Linked DNA regions of Homo sapiens: region 1 is linked to region 2. The links are chromatin loops, found by intact Hi-C in ENCODE. Cell type or tissue: heart left ventricle. All regions are shown on one strand. Links, peaks and the distances in the headings refer to the core of each region. The heading gives the core; the rest is flanking DNA.

Region 1 (11,379 bases), core at 5,533-8,032, 260 kb before region 2:
TAAGTGTCATTTGCTGTATCCAATCATCCAACCAGTCCTCATTTCATTGCATCAAAGAAACTGCTAAAACGTTCTTAGATTGTTTTTACATCAGCTCATAGACGCATTTTCTGGATCTTATTGTGGGACTCATCAGATTTGGATAGTTAGAGGATACGCTCATCTCGGGAAGGTGCCCAAGTTTTTGGACATGGATCTGAGGAAGAAAGCTTATGGGTGAACTGGGGCAGGAGCTCACGGGCTTCCCATCCCTCAGACTCCTTCGACGGCCTTTCTTCCTGCTTGCTATCACATCTCTTTAAACCTAAGTAAAATCTTCCTTTCAGAACAAAACCAAAGACTCAAGGTGCAGGTTGGTTATGGAAAGGGAATTTCTGCATTTAAAATCAAACTATTCCATCAACAAATATTTCTTGAGCATGTGACATACGTGACAAGTAGTCAGTCACATGAGCAAGGCCCATCCCTGCCATGGAGGTGTTCAGAGTCTGGTAAAAGAAATAACAGATAAACTACATACATACTCACACAGTCTCACTTTCCGTGAATTGCACTACCTGTAAGTAGAACAGCTGACCCAGAATGGTAAAGTCAGGGGAGATTGCTGGGAGAAATGATGTCTAAGCTGAAACCTACAAGATGAGCAGGAAGAAATGGTAAGAGGTCAGCCTTGTGAACCTTTCCTTAGGTTAAGAGTGGGTGCCCAGATCGGTCCCTCTGATTGGTGAGTATCAGTGTAGAGGAAGAAAAGGAATAGCCAACATCAGTTAAGACAAGCTTTTCAAACTTTTAATTTTATAAAGACTGGACCCTGCGTGGACGTATGTAGTATGTGTAAGTTGACCAGAGCAGCCCTAAGCTCTAGCTCTCAGGTACATAGAGCCGAAAAGCAGTTCTTACATTTAGAATGGCCACATTTCTTGTTATTTTAAAAGATTCTATTCTTTTCTATGGAAAGAAAAGCAAAAACAAACAATAGTAAACTGCCCTAATGAAAATGATTGATATTCTTTTGTTCCAGACTCAGTAAACATTCTCAAAGTAAACACCCAAATGTCTTGCTTGGAGGTTAATTTCTCCGTGCTTACTCTGTGGAGAATTTGCCAAGATACTTCATTTGGGGGAGGGAGTGAAAAACTAAGAGGACAAAACAAAAACAAAAAGAAACATGTCTGTGATATGATGACTTTATTAAATTACTACGGATTTCTTAAAAAGACTTTTCACACTCTGTCATTATGTCAGGAAAACACTGTAAATCGTATTTTATAATACTGAGTACATGAGAAGAACGCTTTGCTTTAGGGTATTCCTGCACATCAGAGAACAACTTCTGCTCCTGGAGAAACCACATTCTTTTAGATTTGGTGGGCACGTAATTACAGTGTAGGTGGTATATTCTTCTTGACGAAAATCTTATAAAGCACTTACAGGAACTTGGATATTTGTAATGAAATATAGTATTAGATTTTCATTTTTATACATTTTCTTTTCCTCTAACCATAGCCATTAGGACTGTTTTGAAAGAGTTTTTAGCTCCTATAAAAACAAAGTGCCCCCCCGAAAAGAAAGGGTCTTTTAACTCTTCAAGGATCATTTGGGCTGCCTGGGTCCTTGCTTTAGAGTTGGAGAAATAATATTAAGCAGTCATAAAAAGGGATTCTTAGGCACAATACACAAAAGCTGTTTTATATACTGTTTTTCATTAAGTGCCCCACCCCCACCAACCTTTCAACTAGAATTTTTTTGTTTTTGCTTTTAGTATCCCTGCCAGTACCACCACCTTCTAAGTAAGTCATAACCTTCCACGAGTTCGCTTCTCTAAAACAGGGCCAGGCTGAGATGGTAAAGGAAAGGAAAGGAAAGGCTTGTAACAAAGGCTGCCACCCATTGTCCTGCCCTCCGCACGGCCTGGTAACGTCCCTCCAGCCTCAGAAAGGCCGTCTCTGAACTCAGTGATTCATGCCCAGAAATGACACTGCCATGCAGTTAAAGCAGGACTTGAGCTGGCTCAGGCCAGTAAAACAAGAGCAGAAAAACAAGTTCTGTGAGCCCGAAAGTCCCTACTACGCAGTTGTGTCCCTTGGTGTTTGGGTTTCAGGTTTGTCTTTTGTTCTCAGAATCTGTTTTCATGTGAGGCAAGAGCACAAACAAAAATAAAAATGAGTTCTTATGGGAATACTTACAAGTCTGTTTCTGTCAGGGGTTTACATCAGCAGTTTATTTTTTTAATGTGAGTGACTCATCATCTTTAAACAGGAGGGGAGATTACTGTTAAAAACTAAAGAAAGATTAATTAATTAAAAAAAAAAAGGGACTAAGCAGAATAGTGGGTAGCCAACCAAGTTTGAATAGTTTCGATGGCTAAAAGAAAAGCTGATGCCTGAGAGTACAAATAAATTTAAAAAATAAAACCCTACAGCAATTTTAAATGACATAAGAATTTAACTTTTGGCCAGAGTTTCAAAGAGATTATCTTTGCTGAAATCATCACATGATGGAAACTTGCCATGTAGAAAATATCAGAGTTACTGACTTTTCTAAACATAGCAACTTCTTTTAAATAGAAAAGGAACACAATAAGAAAAATAGGCTTTCCATCAGGAAAAGAAACCCTCCCAGTCCATTCCCTTCCTGCCCCATGCCCCAGAAAAAATTATCTTTTAAAACCTGAACTGCAATCAGAAACACAAAGCACATATGCTTTCATTTCTAATTGATGATTACATTAAGATTTAATAGTTTACAATTAAGATGAATATTTCAAGATTACAGCAAAAACACACACCATTCCCCATTTGCTCTTCTGTTCTAAGTCTGTAATTAATTTTTTTTGGGGGGGCACTCTTTTTTCAAAGAGGCCTTAATTAAGAGAGCAGGTTTGGTTTGAACACAGAGCCTGCTTTGAGTCTTTCTTCTCCATTCTTTCTCTCTCAACCTTCCCTTTCGAAGATGGTTTCTCCTCCAGACAAGCATGTGATCATCAAACAGAAGTTTAAAAGTTAAGAAACTTCTGTACCAGTTGACAAGGTTGACATTTCATTAACTTGTTGGTTCAGCCTTCAAATGATTTTGTGTGGCAAAGCACCCTGTGTTTGGAGTGTACAGCTTTTTCTTCTTCCTTCCCTCACGGGCTAGTCATGTTTAATTTGGAATCTGGGCTCCTTTGGCAAATTAGCAATTAGAACAATTTTGTGGGAATATGTATATGTGTCATTAGTTTTCCTGCAAATTAATAGCAAGGGCAGAGGTCAGGCAGAAATTTTCCACTTGACTGCAGCTCCTCTATTGAGACTTGGCACTTGGTTTTGGAATGGCCACAGCTGCTCTCAGCCACCCTCTTCCTCTAGGAACTGTCTTTTAATTAGTTTACCTCATAGCCATCATTACAAATATTACTGCCTCCCCTCCTCGAAATAAAATTACTGTTTCTACAAAATATTCCAGTGACATCTTGCACCACTGCACATTGATGGTGGGGTCAGTCGAATGCAGCATTTAATCATTAGATCACCTCCATCCGCGTCTCCTAATTAGAGTCCTTACAATACATTTTTATCTGGTAATTAGCTGAGATTGGCTGCTTCCTCTGTGGCTTATTAGAGACAGCCCAGCAGTGGGTGTGAATCACGGTGTCATTTGTCAAGCCTGGTAAGCCCCCTCTCTGCTCTCTTCTGGCTCAGTATTTATTCCCACTTGCTAATGTTCAAAAGCCTCCAGAAAATTCTACCTTCATCTCTTCCTTTGTGGATTGTGCTAACTTGGAGGGATTTTATTTTTCGCTGTTGCTTTTTTTTTTTTTTTTTTTTTTTTTTTGGTAGAAAGAGTCCTAGTGGTGCGATCTTGGTAATAGCTACAAGGCTCACATCCTTTCGGCATTTTGATGACATTTTACTGTGGGATTTGTCTATTCTTCGTAGCTGTGAACACCCAAAAAGATGGGCTTGCACTTGCTGAATGAGTTTTGATTTCTGACAATGAAACTGGAACTCAGTTAACTTGGTGATCTTCCTCCCAAAACTGAAAGGGAGCAGGCATGAAGGACATTTGTGTTTGTAATTTTCATTGCATCTTTCAGAAAGCCACAGTGTTTAGGGAAAAGTTCTTAAACTGAAAAGAGAAGCCGAGAAGTATAGTCAGTCCTCAGAACTGCTTTGTGGTTACTGTGTACCTTTGCCCTTTGACTGACGTATGTGTTTGATGGTAAGCGCTTCAAGGGCAGCAATTAGCTGTTTTCTTCCTGTTTTTGTCATTGTAGGAGTAACTGCCTTATATTTGCTCAGTTACACGTGTTGATTGTCATGCATAAGCAGGGATAAAATGCTCTGCACGGAATCTTTTCCAAAAATGAGCATACAGAAAAATGAAACTGGTTAGTGTTCATTTTTGCTATTAACTAGGCATAAGATGATTATACAAAGGATCTAGAATCATACAAGTGTGTGGTTTGACCTTGGGTCTGGGTTGGGAATATGGGCAAATTATTTAATCTCTCCAAGCCTCAGTTTGCTTATCTGTAAAGTATGAGTAATAACATCTCAGATATTAGTGGTGGTATGAGAATTGAAGGAGACCACACAGTGGCAGGTGGTTTTAAAACATGATTTTTACAAATGTTACCCATGACTTTCCAAAGCGCTCTGAGATTCTTAGGCTTAGCAGCGTCTGAATTATAAAAGCTGTATATTTATGAGCATTAGCCTTTCATGCACTAATTTCCTTGACCCTTTGCTTGGGCTGATGCTTATACATACTGTTCCTGGACTTGGTCAGTGATTAAGGCCCGAGGTGAAGAAGAGGTCAGCCCCAACTCTTCCCCCCTTGGCTTCTCAGCTCTGCCCCATCCTGCGGCTGCTACTCTGAACTGTTCACACTTAGTTTGCAAATGTGTGTCAGAAAGCCAGGTTTCCAACATTATAGAGAAAAACCCGCTCATGGCATCTGCTCAGCTTGCTGGGGCATTTGTAAGGGCAGTGCCATCTCCAGAGCTTGCTCTTCGCAGGCATTGTCTCTTGCTCACCGAGACAACATTCTACGCTGAAAATAAAAAGGAAAGCACAACTCAAAGCTCACAACATTCTGTTTCCAGCGCCATGTTTACATTTTTCCATTAGTATTTCTTCATGATATTTGATCTTTCTTTTCTTCAGGTTCATTGCTTTTTTATGAAACTCTCCTGAAACATATTAGAGAGGATTCTCAGGCCCCCCTCCCTTTTTTTTTTTTTTTAACTAGAGTGTGAGTAAAGGTCGAGTCTTCCCAACATATTGGAACTCTCTTTTAATAAGTTCTTTGATTATGATCTCAGAGGAATCTCATTTTTAATACCTTCCACAAATACTGCCTTGTACTTAAGACTGACTATAGCAATGGTGAATTAGACTTGGTGAAATAGACTTACTATGGTAAGTGATTTGAAATCTGGTTTGAGAAAATATTACCAAGTAAGCCTACTTTGCTGAAGTTTATTGGATTTTAGGGTGGGTCTGTGTATCTGAGACAGCACATAAACAGTAATACATACGCTGAAAACAACCAAATTCTTCAGCATTGCCAGACGTAAAATAATATTTCTGTTGCAACAAATTTTGGGGAAGGGTTATGCCTTTTAGTATTTGTAAGAACAGTACTTTAAGGTGAAGATAAGAAAGATAAATTGAAACAGTGCTCATTAATTTATTTTTTTCTTTTTTTTTTTTTTTTTTTTTTTTTTTTTTTTTTTTTTTTTGAGGTAGAGTCTCACTCTATCACCCAGGCTGGAATGCAGTGGTGATCTCAGCTCACTGCAACCTCTGCCTCCCAGACTCAAGCTATCTTCCCACCTCAGCCTCCTAGGTAGCTGGGACTACAGGCATGTGCCACCACACATGGCTAATTTGTGTGTGTGTGTATGTGTGTGCGTTAATGGAGACAGAGTTTCACCATGTTGTCCAGCCTGGTTTCAAACTCCTGGCCTCAAGAGATCCTCCCACCTCAGCCTCCCAAGGTGCTGGGATTACAGGTGTGAGCCACCATGCCCGGCCTATTTTATTCTCTTCTACTTCAAATAAGTAATATTCATTTCCTAACTTGAAGCAGATTATTTCCCATTTTATAGAACATTCAAAACTTGAAGGAAAAAAATCAAAAACCTCAGTTGCAGATCTCCCGTATTCTGTAAAAGAATGTCACAATAAAAAAAATTAACAGATCCCAAGCCTGTATTTGATAGATTTAATAAAGGTTATTCATAATGCTGTTAAGGATTATTTTCTGCCAACTGATTGATTGATTGATAGAAACAAATGACAGCTGGTGGGGTCAGGCCCATTGTGTTTAATATGAGTAATAAATAGGCCACACATATTTGCAGGAGTTCTCGTCATCCACGAAGCTGCATGAGGGAGCTCAGTAGGCTCTTCCTGGGCTGTCTAGTATGGTAGCTACTAGCCACATGGGGCTCTTTCCATTTACATTTATTAAAGTTTAATTTTAATAAAAATCAAGTAAAAACAGCTCTTTGGTTGTGCTAGCATATTGCAGAAATTCTGCTGGACACTTCTTCAGATCTACACCAGCGTATCCCAACTGGTGTCACCTAAAATACTCAGCTTCACTGGTATTGCTAAGGACTTCTCTCCCTCTTTGAGGTTGACAAGGCCTGATGGGCGATCAAAGCCTATAGGTGAGACATCACAATGAAATAAATGTCTTGACTCAGGGTTTCTCACACTCCCTCAGGTAGGTAACCCCTTTTTGAGCCTGTAAACACCCATGTAGCAGCCTTTGGAAAAGAGACCGCTGCCAGAGATATCTTACACTGCATCCTAAGTGAATTCACGCAGGACTCACCGTGTGTTTCGGTTCATGGTAAACATACCATCTACATAGAGGAAGAAACGGTGCCCACGCATCCTCTGTGTTACTCCTGCTAGATGTGGTTCCTGGGTTGCTCTGGTTTTCTGAAGGTCTTCTAAGACGTTGTTTTTTTCCTTGCAGTTGAATCTGGTATCAAGTGTCACTCTCTCCAAGTCCGCATCGGAGGCTTCTCCACAGAGCTTACCTCATACTCCAACGACCCCAACCGCCCCCCTGACTCCCGTCACCCAAGGCCCCTCTGTCATCACAACCACCAGCATGCACACGGTGGGACCCATCCGCAGGCGGTACTCAGACAAATACAACGTGCCCATTTCGTCAGGTAGATACTCCACCTTTTGCCTCACGTAGAGTTGTAATCTGCAATTCTTGTAGACCAGCCCCTTTTGAAAAAGTGATAATTAATAGGACAATGATTCTTATTCAGCAGATATTGCGCAGAACCAAGAATTTTATAAGAACGCAGAAGTTAGACCACCATTTACATATGCATCTTTAATTAGGCAGGTAAGTAAATAACACAGTATATGAAATTCTGTCAGAAGGTATATGTGTACATGGATATATATTGATGAAGTAGATTTAAAAACCGTTTAGTATGCAAGCATGCTGAAACCTTTTCTATAAGGTTTTTTAAAACTGCAATATATAACATAATTGCTTTTGATTAAGTATTACAATACGATGTGATTATTAGGAAATTCATTTCACACAACAGTGAAAATGAGCCTGTTTAAAGATGGCAAGTCAATTATCACAAGCTACAGTAATCTCTGATCCCTAGAATTAATCTGAGCTCTAAATAATTACTGAGCTTTAATCAGCTAGTGAAATGTTTTGCATTTCTCTTTGATTCTGCTTTATGAATGACTAATAAATTAATATTTCTGTACGGAAACAGAAATAAAAACTCAAAACAATTAGATAATTCCATTTTGAATTTTGCTATTGAACTGTTAAATACAACCATTAATCTTAGATCATTTTGTAAAACCTTTCTCAGGATTTAGCTCTGAATCACAGTGATTTTATATTTTCGAGAAACTGTGGAATGACGACTCTGCTGATTTGGTCATAAATTATCTTCTGTTACATTCTGCTTCACAGGCCATTCTCGAATCTCCAGAAAAGCAGCTAACACTAAATGAGATCTATAACTGGTTCACACGAATGTTTGCTTACTTCCGACGCAACGCGGCCACGTGGAAGGTAAGCTTTCTCAGGCCTGTTTATTCTTGGATCTTGACGTTCATAGAACAGTTTGTTGTTGATAAAATGCAGTTGTGCTATAAGGAAGCTACATTTATATTGTTTTGATACTCTTAAAGTGTCCAATCTCTAGGTGTATTTGATTGGGAAAATAGTGCCATTGTGGTTGAAATGCTCTGATGGAAGACTCCCATTATACCAGCATCAGCAGTGTGGAGGGGCCAGCCAGTAAAGTGATCTCTCTCTGGTTGGAATATGTAGAGAAAAGGAGACAACACCGTCGCCCAGAAGTGGAGGTTGCCATATTACTTGCACAAACCTCATGCCGTTAGGTCTTCAGCCACAGCCGATATTTGCAGAGATGTATCTCCAGCGATCTATCTCCAGAGATGGAACCTGGAGAAATGACCAAACTTGACACAGCCTTCAATGGTTGGATAAATAGCTCATTAACCCAATTAGTAGAGAAAGCTGTGCAATCCAAGCACTAGCACTGTTTGTAGGAGTTATTAATGGAGAACACAATGTATTATTAAGGGGCAGGGGTTTTTGTTTTTCTTTTTTTGGTTTTAAGTCAAGAGATTGTCGGCCAGGCACAGTGGCTCATGCCTATAATCCCAGCACTTTGGGAGGCTAAGGCAAGAGGATCACTTGAGCTCAGGAGTTAGAGACCAGCCTGGGCAACGTAGCGAGACCCTGTCTCTACAAAAAAAATTCAATGAATTAGCCAGGCATGGTGGCATGCACCTGTGGTCAACAGCTACTCCAGAGGCAGAGGTGGGACGATTGCTTGAGGCAAGGAGGTTGAGGCTGCAGTGAGCCCTGTTCATGCCACTGCACTCCAGCCTGGGCAACAGAGCAAGACCCTGTCTCAAAAAAAAAAAAAAAAAAGGAGATTGTCCCTCATAGATATACTAAGGAAGAAAAGTAGATTTCGAACTTCATTATATTCATTATAATACTATTTGCTGTAAAAACAAGTCAAATTGCATAGCTCTTTATTGGATGCCCCCAGTAGTGCTTGGGGTCATATATGGCTTACCTCATTCCCAGGTCAGCAGCTGGCTCAAAGATTCCACTGGTATTTACTCCCTTATATTAGATTGATCCCTCACATATTTTTGGGCTTTCCCATTTTTGATTTCTTGGTGTCTAATATTCTTGCTTATAGAAGGGGACAGGTACACTCTGTCATTTGTATTTTTGCATTTTTTACTACCTGGAATTCTTGTAATCCCTGAAATCCAAAACATTTAGAGACATGTGATAACAAACATTTGAGGCTATTTTTACATGCCATTAATCTAAATATGATAAGGATGTGTTATAGGACACAAGGAAAACTTCCTTCGCCTGAAATAAATGCCTTCCTTGCTAATTCCTTAATTTTATACCGGAGAAAAACCAAAGCAAAAGACAGAAAAATACATTTCCTCTGTTAAGTTCCTGATAAATTAGCATTTTAAAAGAAAACGAATATAACCATAGAATTAATTCATCAACTTTACAGAGCTGTGAATATCCATTATGGCCCAAATTATCCTTTCATTTCCATTAAGACACATGGGCACTGAAGGGAACCTATGTTCAAAATCTTACCCTCTTTGCCTCAGCCTGCCTTGGAAGATAAAATATGAAAGGATCTTTAGCCATGAATGCTTTAAAAAATTTAGGAAGTCGAAGCATGAGGCAGACATTTTCTTCAGATTGCCTTTTATAAATAGAAATGATGAAATTTAAAAATAATTACCAGTTGTGAATATAATATTTAAGCTTAGATCTTCAGATTGCACTTTTTCGTTTTGCAAACTGCAGGAAAAAGTGTCATTAATATAAACAGCCTTAGATGAAATAGTGACTCATAAATACGTATAATTTTCTGTACGTGTCCTTGTTTGTACCATGATCTTAGACAAAAGATGAAATGCCCAGTTAAGGTTATGACTGAAAAGAGCTTACACATCTTTTTTTTGAAAACTCTTGACTTCTCGTCGCTTTCTGCTTAGATGTGCAGTTTTGGAAAACAGAACTGAAGTTTTGGCTTTGTGTCTTTACTCACATGGTTATATTGCTCAACCTGATCTACAGAAATTATTTTGTCAAAAGTAGCTTTAAGACCTTTCATTTCTGTACATTTTGATACTTATTTTAAAGCATCAAGCAGTGATTAGGATTAGGAGCAATGTTGACTTCTTTTCAAGTTATATCTCTTACATGTGTCATGCCCTGTCTGGATTTTTAAAGGAAATTGGCTCTGTCCGTTTATTTATACCACCTCAATTTTGTTCCAGTAAGTAACAGTAGACCTTCTATTGTATGCCTTTGGGCAATATATTTTTTTAAAATGCAGCCAAATGCAGTGGCTCCTGCCTGTGATCCCGGCACTTCAGGAGGCTGGAGGATCACTTGAGCCCAGGAGTTCAAGATCAGCCTGGGCAACATAGCAAGACCCCATCTCTACAAAAAATTTTTAAAATTAGCTGGGTGTGGTGACACATGTCTCTAGTCCCAACTACTCAGGAGGCTAAGGCAGGAGACTCGCTTGAGCCCAGGAATACAAGGCTTCAGTGAGCCATAATTGAACCACTGCACTGCAGTCAGGCAACAGAGCAAGACCTAGTTTCAAAAAAAGAAAAAAAAAAACTGCTTATTTAGACTAGACTGCAGTTTATATGCATAGAAAATTGTCCTATCAAGTGTATGACATGCCAAATGTTTTCGGTTTAGAGATTTTTATTTTTAAGCAAATCCTTCTTCCAACTTTTTTGAATCAGGAGTGTCCTTTCATAGTCACCTGGGTATCTTGAACCGACCTCAATTATGCTGACATTACTCAAAAACTTTTTGGGAATTTATCCTGTGAATTCTCCTTTCAAGCAATTCATCACACCATGCATTAAAAAACTTGTCTCATTATCTTCTAAATATTCCATATCAGAAAAGAAAAATCATTATGTAGCTTGAATCCTCACAGCCACCAATTGTGATTGTCCAAAAACTGAAGCACCTCTCAGAGTATCAAGATTCACCACCGTTAAGGATAATTCAGGAAGGAAATACTCCAGGTGGCAGAATGGGATGTGTTGGGGGGTGGGGGGGGGGGGGCGGTGTGCAAAACGCTTGTGCAATAGCAGTGTTGCTGGAATTGAGTGAGGACTTTACCCAGTGTGATGTATGTATCAACTTCTCAAGCCCCAATTGAGTCACCTACTATTGAGTCATCTACTTACTCTGAATAAGAAGAAAATTTTAAGTAAATGACCTGAATCTCTTTAGAATGTCTTCATGTCCAGCGTTGAGTCTGGATCCGTA
Region 2 (11,379 bases), core at 5,827-8,326:
AAGTCCAAGACAACCTACATTACCTTCCAAAAGGTAAGGACAACCTATAGTTTAAAACCTATCTTTGACTCCCAAACCTCCTCCACCATCTTCCTATAAGCCCTGCAACTTTGTTTTTGAGCTATGCTTTAGCTTTTTCTTGCTCTGTGAATTATGAGCTCTCATTCATGTCTTTGATTGACCCATTCTATTCTCTGTTCAGTTCTGCCTGGACAATTCCTTTCTGTACCTAAGAAACACTGATTTACCTTTTGAGATATAACTCAAATGTTACCTGCTATGTGAAGCATTTCCCAAATCTCTCAATGAACTAGTTTGCTCCTCAGCACATTTATCTTCATTATGGCATTTTTTAAAAACACTGATTACATTGGCTTCTTGCAGAGCCTGTAAGTTCCTACTCTCCTGCTTATATATGTCTCTAATACTTAACACATGGACTCACTCAAATATTTGTTTATGAATGAATAATCCCAATCCTCCCATCCCAAATTATATGTTTTCTAAGGTGATTGTTCTTTTTGAAATTGTTAAACTTTTAGTACTCTTTACTGGATACCAAATTATGAAAATAATACATGCATGTAGTAACAATCGTGACAAAAGCTAATTATTATTCCTTATGCCCATCCAATCCTGATTCCTGACATAGCCAATAGTAACAGTCTGGTGTGCACCCTCACCTTTCTGTTTGCTTATGTGAATATACAATCATGTATGCTAGGGGCTGACAAACTTTCTGTAAAGGGCTACATAGTAAATATTTTAGTCTGTGCTGGTAATATGGTCTTTGTAGAAACTGCTCAACCCTGCCCTTATAGGAAGAAAACAGTGGTAGACAGCACAAAAATAGATGTGATTGTGTTCCCATAAAACTTTACAAGAATAGGTAGCCAGCTGGAATGTGGCCTACTGGCCAAAATTTGCTGTCCTGTTTTATTTATATATATATATATATATATATATATATGTGTGTGTGTGTGTGTGTGTGTGTGTGTGCGCGCACGTTTGTGTGTATGTGTGTATATATATACACACACACACATATATACATATATATACACACACATACACACACAGGTTTTATCTGTTCATTTGCTTTTAAACAACATGGCATGATGCTAACCAAGTTGCTTGAAATTTGCTTTATTATATACTCCATTATATACTCCATTTATTATATACTCCATTAACTTCCAATAAGTTAATACATTCAAACAATTCTTTAATTTCTACATACTTATATATAAGACATATATACACTATATATGTATTATAGTTTAAATGGGACGTGTCTTATATACAGGTGTGCATATATTTTTGGTGCACTTAAAACTTTTGTCTCCTGCATGCTATAAGTTTAACACTCTTCTATGCATTCCACTTTACTTTCCTCAATGCTCATATAAGCATACACACACACATCATGTATATATTGTTTGCTTTATTAAAATGTGACCATTTGGCAAACCTTTGTTTGCATCTTACTGTTTTTGCTCCATAACACTCTTGGAAATCCTCTCAAGTAAACTGGAAGAGCACTAATCTGTTCTTTTTAATGGACATATTACATGGTGTAGATGTACCATACATATCATTAGCCAGTCACTGGTTCTAGATTTTATTCCTATGAACAATCTTATAATATGCTTTGTATATGTGGACTTGCCTACTGGTGGTTTTATATCCAAGGACTATATTTCCAGAAATGGATTTGAACCCTTTACACAATTTATTTTTCATGGCTGTCATTAGAATCATATTTCTACTTCATTTCTGTCATTAGAATATATGAGATTACTTTTTCTGTGCATCCCTACAAGTAATTAGTATTATCACTTTAAATAATTTTCTTTGACAATTTGTTAGGTGATATATCTCACTGTTACTTTAACTTGCACTTCTGAATACTCATGACCTGGAGCATTTCATATTTGCTGATCATTCAGATTTGTTCTCCTTAAATTATCTATTCATCCTTTTGAAACTACAGCTTTTCATTACCAATAATCTTGAATCCCATCATATTCAGTAATCTCGATATTTTATCCATTGCTCTTTACCTCCAGAAAAGACCCAATAGCCTATATTTTATTTTGATCTTGCTTTCTGGTGTTCTGGTGGATGTATCTAGGTACATTACAGTGACCAAGGTATATCTAGTTTAAGTAGTTTTCATGTGCTCTAACTTCTTATTTTTTTTTTAGGTAAAATTTTCGATTTTTTTATAGCCATTTCAACGTTTAAGGTACACTGGCTGAGGTTTAATTTAATGTAAATGTAGTAGTGTCACCAGTAATAACTACAGTATTTAGTGAGTAGTATTTGAGCTTTTACTCTGTAGCAGACATAGTGTTAAGAACTTCAAGTACATTACCTTATTTAATATTCACAACTCTGTGAGCAGGTGCTTCTATTACCTACACTATGGTATGAGAGGGTAAAAACACTTATTCAGGGTCACTCTGATAATCTGACTTACCCCCAGAATCTCAGCTGTTAACATTATGTTATCCTACTAAAAGTAAGAAATTCAAGATAGAAAACATGAACATATTTTAAGTTACTGGCCAATTTGGACACATTTTAAGTTTTACCTTGGATAATTTGTCTGATTAATTCAGTGCTTCTATTTGATAGTAAAGTTGTCAATCCAGATTTTAGAAGGTTAGGTCCAAAACTAATGTTGTGGACACAACTAATGTTAGATCCACAATCAACTAATGTGGACCAACCTGAATGTTCAGTTGTAACTATAATTGTTAGGGAGCAACCTACTATGGTTAAAAAGAAGGAAAATGAAAGCGCTGGATTTGGAATTAGAAAACCTGCATCCTGATCCTGATGAAAGCAGTTGTTAGCCATGTGATCTTAAGCAGTCTACTTCTCTTAGCCACATGATCCTCGTCTATAAAACAGGGATGAAACTTTTTGTTGTAACAAATTCACTGGGCTTTAATGAGGTACCAATGAGAAGAATTATAAAGAAACACTTTTTGTTGTTTCTTTTGAGATTGAATGATTATATTTTGCTGTATTTGTATTACTTTTGATAAATTTTTAAAAATAACTACAGATATTAGTATGTATTTATTTTAGATACTTCAGAATCCATCTCAAAAAAAAAAAAGCAGGAAGCACTTTTTAAAACCAAAAGCTAATTTAGAAAGGTATTATTATTACTACATATAACCCACTTTGAGGACTCAACTTCCTTGTTCGATTGAATTCTACCTGTATCGTAAAGGCACCATGAAGAGTAATGTCATGTTCTCAGGCTGCTGAAGAGCTTCAGAAAAAAAAAAAAATAATAACAGCACTTATTTAATCACCATCTATTCTTTCCATCTAATGCCTGCAAAAAGAGAATCCCTCTCAATAATACTTTTGAAGCAGAGTACCACATTAAAAGCAGGACGCTATTCAATAATTGAAGTTAGTACGCTTTGGTCTGTCTGTCCTTGCCAACAGAGCTGAGGGAATTTTAGGTAAGCAGAATTAAACTTTCTGCCACTTACAACATCTGAAGAAATGAAATAAAATTCTGTGCTCCTGGGTCTTAGGGAAAAAAAAAGTACTTCCACATCTTTGAATCTGCCCTGTGTAAGCCCACGGCACCTAGGGACAGCCCCATGCTCCCTGGAGAAGCTCAACAAACATTTCTTGATGAAGATAAACACCTGCTGTATTTAAATACGAGATGAAGAAGTCAGAGCGTAAATGAATCTAAGAATAAGCTGGGTGTGTATGTGCACACAGCTACTATTAGCATTATGGGAAATTACATTCCTGCTATTATTATGATTATCATTCTAATAACAAAGGGCTACACACTGAGAAAGGGAAAATTATAAAGAAGAAAGGAATAAATCAGTTGAAGAGAAGAGTGAGTTTAAAACACACGTATACTCCAAGGGCCCCCAAATAAAGCAAAAGGACTCAGTTTTTGTAATAGAAATAATTGCAGGGGTGGAAACAACAGTAAATGCTATGAGATCACAGGAGGAAATAGCTTGAAACTGCGGGAAGAAGAAGTATACCATCTCTTCCATTCATCCTCATTCCTTCTCTCTCCCACCCCAAATGCCATTGTTCAACACAGTCCATTTCACAGATGCTTCCAGTGCCTGAGTTTCTTTGAGGTTTGTTTACATCAATAATAACTAGAATCAGATTGATCAAATATTAGCTGATGTAGAGAAGCACAGGGTTTCCCTGCGCAGACAAGAAAGAAGGAAAAGCAGGGAGTGAAAAGTTGTGGCTAATAAAGAAGGAACAGGGTATTAAAAATTGTACAAGCTTTTCCAGAATTAAGATAGACTTTATCTACTTAAGCAGCCCACTGTAAGCAGGACTTTGACTGTTTTGTCATGCCAAACAGTCATTGTTTTAGCAAATAATTTCTTTTCCCAATAATACATTCCAAGGTGATGCCATGATTTGAGAATGTAACATTACGGAAGACATTATGAAGTTGCCATTCCCTTGGTGCTTTTATTATATGCACATAGGGCAAACTTCTAAAGTTCAGTCCAGTGATGAGTCTCCTTAGAATATAATGCAATTTGGCCTTTCCTGGAGAAGACTGATCTGTCTCAGAACGACAATCACTTATAAACGGTACTTGAGGAAAAAACAAAAAATACCTACTTTCTTCAACTGAAATGACTCCCCACATCGAGGAAGACAAAGTTTGCAGACATTAACATCACAGGGCTGGAGTCTGACAGGAGTTATTGGGCAGGCACTTCTCCAAGTCCGTTCTGACCCTCCTGTATTAGGACACCAGCAGATGAAACCAAACCTTCAGCTCAGCACAAAGAACTTAGTAGTGCCCAATGCTCTGGGTAAGGAAAACAGACAGGGATGTTGGGAAATCTCGGGCCTCTTAGTTTTTAAATGCCCAAATGTTTACCAGCTGACCTTCCCCTTTACTGCAGTTCTGGGAAGCAAGGTGCATCCAATAAAGTTCAAACCAATCAACTGCTTTCAGCTGTTCTTGTGCAATGAATTTTTAAACATTTGGTCATTAAGCCCAATATATATTCAGGTCAGTTTTTGAACAGGATGGGAACAGTTTGGGAGCAGATGCCATGGCACTGCCTGGTGGAGAGGGGATAGTAAAGAAGCACAGAGGATATTTACATGGCTCCACCTATCAGATTCAATTTCTCCCAGTTCTCTTACCTCCCAGCCTCTTCTGTAGATTGCTTCAATGATCAGGAATAGTTATTAACTTCTGTTGCCACTTCTTTCCATTAATTGAACGGCAGCCTAAAGACCATGAAGAGAAGACTCTGGCTGACTTCTCTCTTAAACTGGACCCTCTGTGAATAGTTTGAAGGGGAGGGTAGCTGAAAATTGGCTTTATATGTTTGATTGGCAATTGGCACATTGATTTGTTAGTTTCTGAGCAGCCTGTGCTAGATTCTTCAACTTATTTTTGAACATCAATGAGTTGAAAGCTTTCAGGGGTGAAGAATTTAAATCACTTAACCATTTCCCTTTGCTACATTCTGGCGGCCATATGTATGGGGGTAGATTTAATCCTGATATCGTAGGGGTCAAACAGAAGATTGTATTGAAGATGTGAAAATAATAAGACACAGTATCCTACAAACTGGTTTAAAAGGTTATCTCTGTGAGCTCAGACCAGCAACCTAGTTCAAATTATTACATTCCTCATAAGGAACTTCTAATAGCAACATTCACCAAATTTTATTGTGTGCATTGCCCCTCTATGCCCTCAAACAAGACAGGAGGGGAAGCTGCTGGAATTCATGTTTTAGATTAGGACCGACATAAAATCTCATCTAGAAGTTACCCCAACAAATAAAACTCTAATGTGGCCAAATATGTTTGGATGGTGGAAAAACAACCAACCACAGCTTGCTGATAAAATAAAGAAAACTGGTGGTAGGGGAAAGAGAACAACCAGCTTTATAAGACACAGCTGGTTACGTAGAGGGCCTTTTGTATGACTACAGCAACTGGCAGTTGGGTTTAAATAATATTTGAATGGCCAGTAATCTCCATTCTATCACAGTTGTGACAAAGTAGTAAAGCCAGAGTGTTAAACATTTGTGTGTGTGTGTGTGTGTGTGTGTGTGTGGTAGCAAAATTCTGGACTCCCCATAAACTATCAGAGACATGGAGAACTAACTATTCATATATAAGTATTTAATCAACAAATATCATTTCTAGTATTTGATCTTAAAAGTATTCTACCCTTAAGGCTTTCACCAAGCAAAATGAACACATGTCACTAGGGGAAAAGTCATTATTGATAGATAACTTTGTAGAATCACTGCAAGAAAGGCAGTGTGGAGAAAATTGTCCATATTTTGGATAACCATAAATCTAAAAATTGTTAATGTGTTGATAGTTGGTGTATAGACTTTTGTGTATGTTCCAAAATTAAAGTTTTCACTGAAAAATCAAAGAGGACTGGTAAACCCGCAGCGTTATGAAAACTCTGCTTTAAATACAAGAGTTAGGAATTTTCTCTTGAGAAGCCAAATAATATTGAAAGTCCATAGGCAAAAACATTGAGGGGGGCTCTGTATTTTTCATAGATCAGAAATCTGTATGTATGAGAAAAGTAAGATTCCTTTGATTGAGAAGGAGAAATTTCAGATTTAAGACCTAAACTTGTAAGGAATGAGCTTGTACAATTGCCCTCGCCAGCCCCTCCACATGTGGAATATGCTGCAGTTCATTACCGATAGAAAGGAGGGAATGATCATGAAAAGGCAACGGAACGAGTAAGAAGAATTTTAAGAGACTTTGCTAGAGCTTCATAAATATAAGGAGATAAGCCCAGAAAAGCCATCAGGCCAGCTCTCTTCTCCCATAATAAAAATGTTTCCTAAATCATTCCTCTGTTTCTGGCAGAATTTTAAATAAGAAAATATGACCCATTTTAGTAGTTATTACCTGATGAATGTCTTCAAAATCTAGATACATGAATATAATTTTGTAAAATCTTATGCTATGCCACCAGGAAAGTTTATTTTTAATAGCTGTGTATTTTTTTAACGTGTCACAAAAAACAATGGTTTGTGCTCCCTCTGTTGGCTTTTCAGCAGCAGTTAATTCATAAATTTTGTTCCTGGAGGTACTCTGCCATAGCTGTGTGCTTCCGCAGCTGCAGCGAGGGACAGGATGTTTCATTCATTGAACTTTATGTTCCTGTTAAACATGAAGTCATTCTAATTCCATTTCTTGCAAATAGCGCAAAAAGCAGAAGATATTTGGGAAAAGTGCAGAACCATTTCACAACTAAGATATAAATGCCCTTAAGATATCAGGTCAGATTTTAAAAAATATATGAAAAAGAATTTTCTAACCATTAGAGTCAGTGAGAAAACATATTAATAGAATAATGGATCTTCTGTTTAATCCCTTGATTGTTTTTGTCTCTGTAAAAGTCGCATACTTAACACAAAAGGGACAGATTACCAAAATGAGAAACAATTCTTTCTCACACACCTGTTGGGGTAAACTGAGGGTAAAAAAACCCTAGAACTTTACTTGGTTTAACTTATTTTCCTATTTAAACAAGGAAGTTTGAGACCAAAATTATTCTATGTTCTTGACTGCTCTTCACCTTCATTCAGCCTGGCAAGGCCTCCTAAGCCTCTTGATTTACTGAGAAAATTCTGTTCATAATGAGCTTGTCATTCTCCAAGACTTTTTTGGCAGTTATTATCTAATTATTGTGTGTTAGACCCTAAATGCTAAAATATTTATTCTGAGATTTTCAGAACTCAAGTTACTGTACAGCAATATTTCAGGCTCACTGATTTGATCTAATTTATACATCTTGATAATTTAACTGATCTTATTTATATATCTTAACAATCTTGTTTGCCCTTATTTGTAGATATCTTCTCAACGTTAGATAAGTGGGTTCTTTTAAAAAGATGATCAGAAATTAACTGTAGCCACTACTAATTGAGCATTTGCTATGTGCCAGGCATCACGCTAAGCACTGCAGATACCTTAACTCATTTCATCTTCAGAACAATCCTTTGAAGATTATCAGAGGTATTATTATCCTGCTCAGGTTGCAGGAGAGGTAACTGAGGATGAGAGAGATCAAATAACTTGCCTAAGTTCACAAGCCTGATGAGATGTGAAGTTGAGTTTCAAACCCAGGAAATGTGATGTCAAATCCTTGTTCATAGTACAATGGTTCTCAAACTTTAGTGATCAAACTAATCACCTGGGGACGTTAAAAATGCAGATTCTGATTCCATAGGGCTGGGACCTCAGATTTTGCATTTCTGTTGCCCTCCTGGCTGATACTGAGGCTGAGGATCCTCCCAGTATAGTTTGATTAACCAGGCTCTAGGCCAGTGGGTCTTGAAGTTTAGCAATCTTAGGATCACCTGGAGGCCTTACAGATTGCTGAGCTCTACCTGCCAGAGTTTCTGATTCAATACATCTGGGGTGAAATGTGTTAATTTGCATTTCTCACAGTTCTTAGGTGATGCTGGCCTGGGTACCACACACAGATAACCACTGTTATAGAAGAAAAACTCCTACCCTTGAGATTCTAATTCTGCAGGCACTGGGGAGAACCTGGAAAAATAGTTTATGCAATAGCCCTAGGGGGGTTTTATTGTCAGGCAAATTTGCAAAGCATAGTTCTATTGTAGAATATTCATGTAGCATGTTATATTAGATTGTAGTGTTCTATAGTAAGGCTATGGAATAATAAATTATACTTTACACTCAACAAATACAATACAATTTCATGTTATTAAAAGAATACACTACAGTATCATAGAGAAAACCGCTCTTTTTTATTTTTAAAATGATGTTTTTCTTTTAGTTGGCTTTTGGTGGGTGTTTCTTTGAAGCTGTACAAATTCTCAAGAGAAGTGCCTCATACAGCAGTTTGACATTAACTATGTGGTGTTTTTTTTTTTTTTGGTGTTGATGTGGTATTTGTTTCCCAAAATGCTGGCTATGGAGCAAATATCCACTTAACCTTGACTTTTTGTGGATTTCAATGTGGTAGCTGGACACTGCATTTACAGTGATGGGGTGAGTGAGAGCTGGGTATGTGTTTGACACTGTGTAAAGCTAAAAGAATCCTGATAGAATCCAAGTCAGAAAAGCTTTTGTGAATTCTCACCTGACTTCTCTGCCAACAAGCTCTGTCTACATATGTACCCAGGGCGACGCAGGTGCTGTTCTTTCTGCTGGCTGGAATCTTCCAGTGTTTGCATGTTCCTTGTCCTCTTCCTTGCACCTAGCTTTGGGCCAAGTGTTGCTGCTATTAAGTGACTACACCTCTCATCGAAACATACATGAACCAAACTTGACTGCCCAAGGGGCACTGCAGGAAAAGTGGTGACAGATCTAACACTTCTTTCAAAAACAAATTAAATGACTATGTTTATTTAAAAGAAAACAGGAAAAAAATCCATGCATGTGAATCTTGTTCTCATTGACTAGAGAATTGACACCTTGGAATGTTCTATCTACTACTGACTTTTTGCAAACACTCTAAAACATTTTACATATATGATAAGTTTATATTGTAATATGACAAGTAAAAATATATGAACCACCTAGGTTAGGAAATAGAACATCGTGAATATAGATGAAATTTTCTGTCTCACTCCTAAATTATTCCCCTCTCTCTTCTTGGTAGCTACTATATGAAATTTGATATTTATCATTTTCTTATATACCTTTAACCTGTGAGATATGCATATTCATATCAGATAAATGAAGAATTAAGGAATAAATAGTATTATTTATTTTTGAGATTTACTTAAATGATATCATACTTTATGTATTCCTCTGCAATTTTCTTTTATCACACAGTATACTTTTATCTTAAGTATAACTCTAATTCATTTATTTTCATGCTTCATCATATCATATGATGTGAATATGCCACAATTCTTAAACTCATTCTCTTGTTGATGAACATGTTCATTTTGTGTCTTGTAACATGATTGTAATGAATATTCTTCAAATTTCTGGTGTAAACTTGCAGTGGTTTTCTTGGGGACAGTGGTCTCCCCTTATCCATGGGGAATATATTTCGAGATCCCCAGTAGATGTCTTAAACAGCAGGTATTACCAAACCCTATACAGTTGACTATTGAACAACACGGTTTTGAGGTGTGTGGATTCATTTATAGGTGGTGATATGCTTTGGCTCTGTGTCCCCACCCAAATCTCATCTCAAATTGTAATCCCCATCTGTCAGGGGAGAGGCCTGGTGGGAAGTGATTGAATTATAGGCACAGACTTCCCCCTGGCTGTTCTGATAATAGTGGGTTCTTATGAGATTTGGTTGTTTAAAAGTGTGTGGCACTTCCCTCTTTGCTCTGTCTCTCTCTCTCCTGGTCTACCATGGTAAGATGTACTTTCTTCCCCTTTGCCTTCTGCCATGATTGTAAGTTTCCTGAAGCCTCCTGATCATGTTTCCTGTTAAGCCTGTGGAACTGTGAGTCAATTAAACCTCTTTTCTTCATAAATTACCCAGTCTGAGATAGTTCTTTATAGCAGTGTGAAAGCAGATTAATACAGAAAATTGGTACCAGGAGTAGGGTACTGGTATAAAGTAAACAGAAAATGCAGAAGCAACTTTGGATGGGGTAATGGGCAGAGGTTGGAACAGTTGCAGGGCTCAGAAGAAAACAGGAAGATGAAGGAAAGTTTTGAACTTCCTAGAAACTTGTTGAGTGGTTTTGACCAACATGCTGATAGTGATATGGACAATTAAGTCCAGGCTGAGATGGTTTCAGATGGAGATGAGGAATTTATTGGGAACAGGAGCAACAGTCACTCCTGCTATGTTTTAGCAAGAGACTGGTGGCATTGTGCCCCTGCTCTAGGGATCTGTGGAACTTTGAAGTTGAGAGAGATAAATATGTAGTAGAAGACATTTCTAAGCAGGAATGTGTTCAACATGTGTCCTGGCTGCTCCTGACAGCATACAGTCATATGTGTTCATGAAAACATAGCCTGAAATTGGAACATGTTTAAAAGAGAGGCACAGCATAAAAGTTTGGGAAATTTGCAGCCTACCCGTATGGTAGAAAAGAAAATTTCTGGGAGGAAATTTAAGCCAGCTGCAGAAATCTGCATAAGTAAAGCAGAGACAAATGTTAGTGGCAAAGAGAATGGGGAAAATGTCTCCAGGCCATGTCAGAGACCTTCATGACAGCCCCTTCTATCACAGGCCTGGGGGCCTAGAAGGGATAAATGGTTTTGTGGGCAAGGCCCAGTGTCTCACTGCTCTGTGCAGCCTCAGGACATGGTGCCCTGCATCAAAGCCACTCTAGCTCCAGCAATGGCTAAAAGGGGCCAATGTACAGGTTGCATCTTTGTTTCAGAGGGGGCAAGCCC

Evidence for each region. A loop is a pair of places that touch in the nucleus more often than their neighbours do. Peaks named below come from ENCODE experiments on the same cell type or tissue, not always from the same donor. Only the 100,000 strongest peaks of a DNase experiment are listed, where the experiment ranks them.
Region 1: it touches region 2 in a loop (3.0-fold over the local background); 5 of 110 quality-filtered maps call a loop at or near these places.

The regions. Positions count from the first base shown.
Region 1 is chr3:70,973,629-70,985,007 of GRCh38, reverse strand. FOXP1 (forkhead box P1) reads left to right here. Exons shown (of 21, transcript NM_001349338.3): 15 at 6,979-7,180; 16 at 7,286-7,365; 17 at 7,966-8,067. Among named protein-coding and RNA genes, the nearest start is that of FOXP1-AS1, 310 kb to the left of the region's middle. RefSeq lists an enhancer at 7,763-8,962. In heart left ventricle, for the core only: no CTCF peak of the experiment used is centred there; a DNase peak (open chromatin) is centred at 7,087.
Region 2 is chr3:70,712,778-70,724,156 of GRCh38, reverse strand. No RefSeq gene overlaps it. Among named protein-coding and RNA genes, the nearest start is that of MDFIC2, 410 kb to the right of the region's middle. In heart left ventricle, for the core only: a CTCF peak has its summit at 7,070 (motif pointing left); no DNase peak of the experiment used is centred there.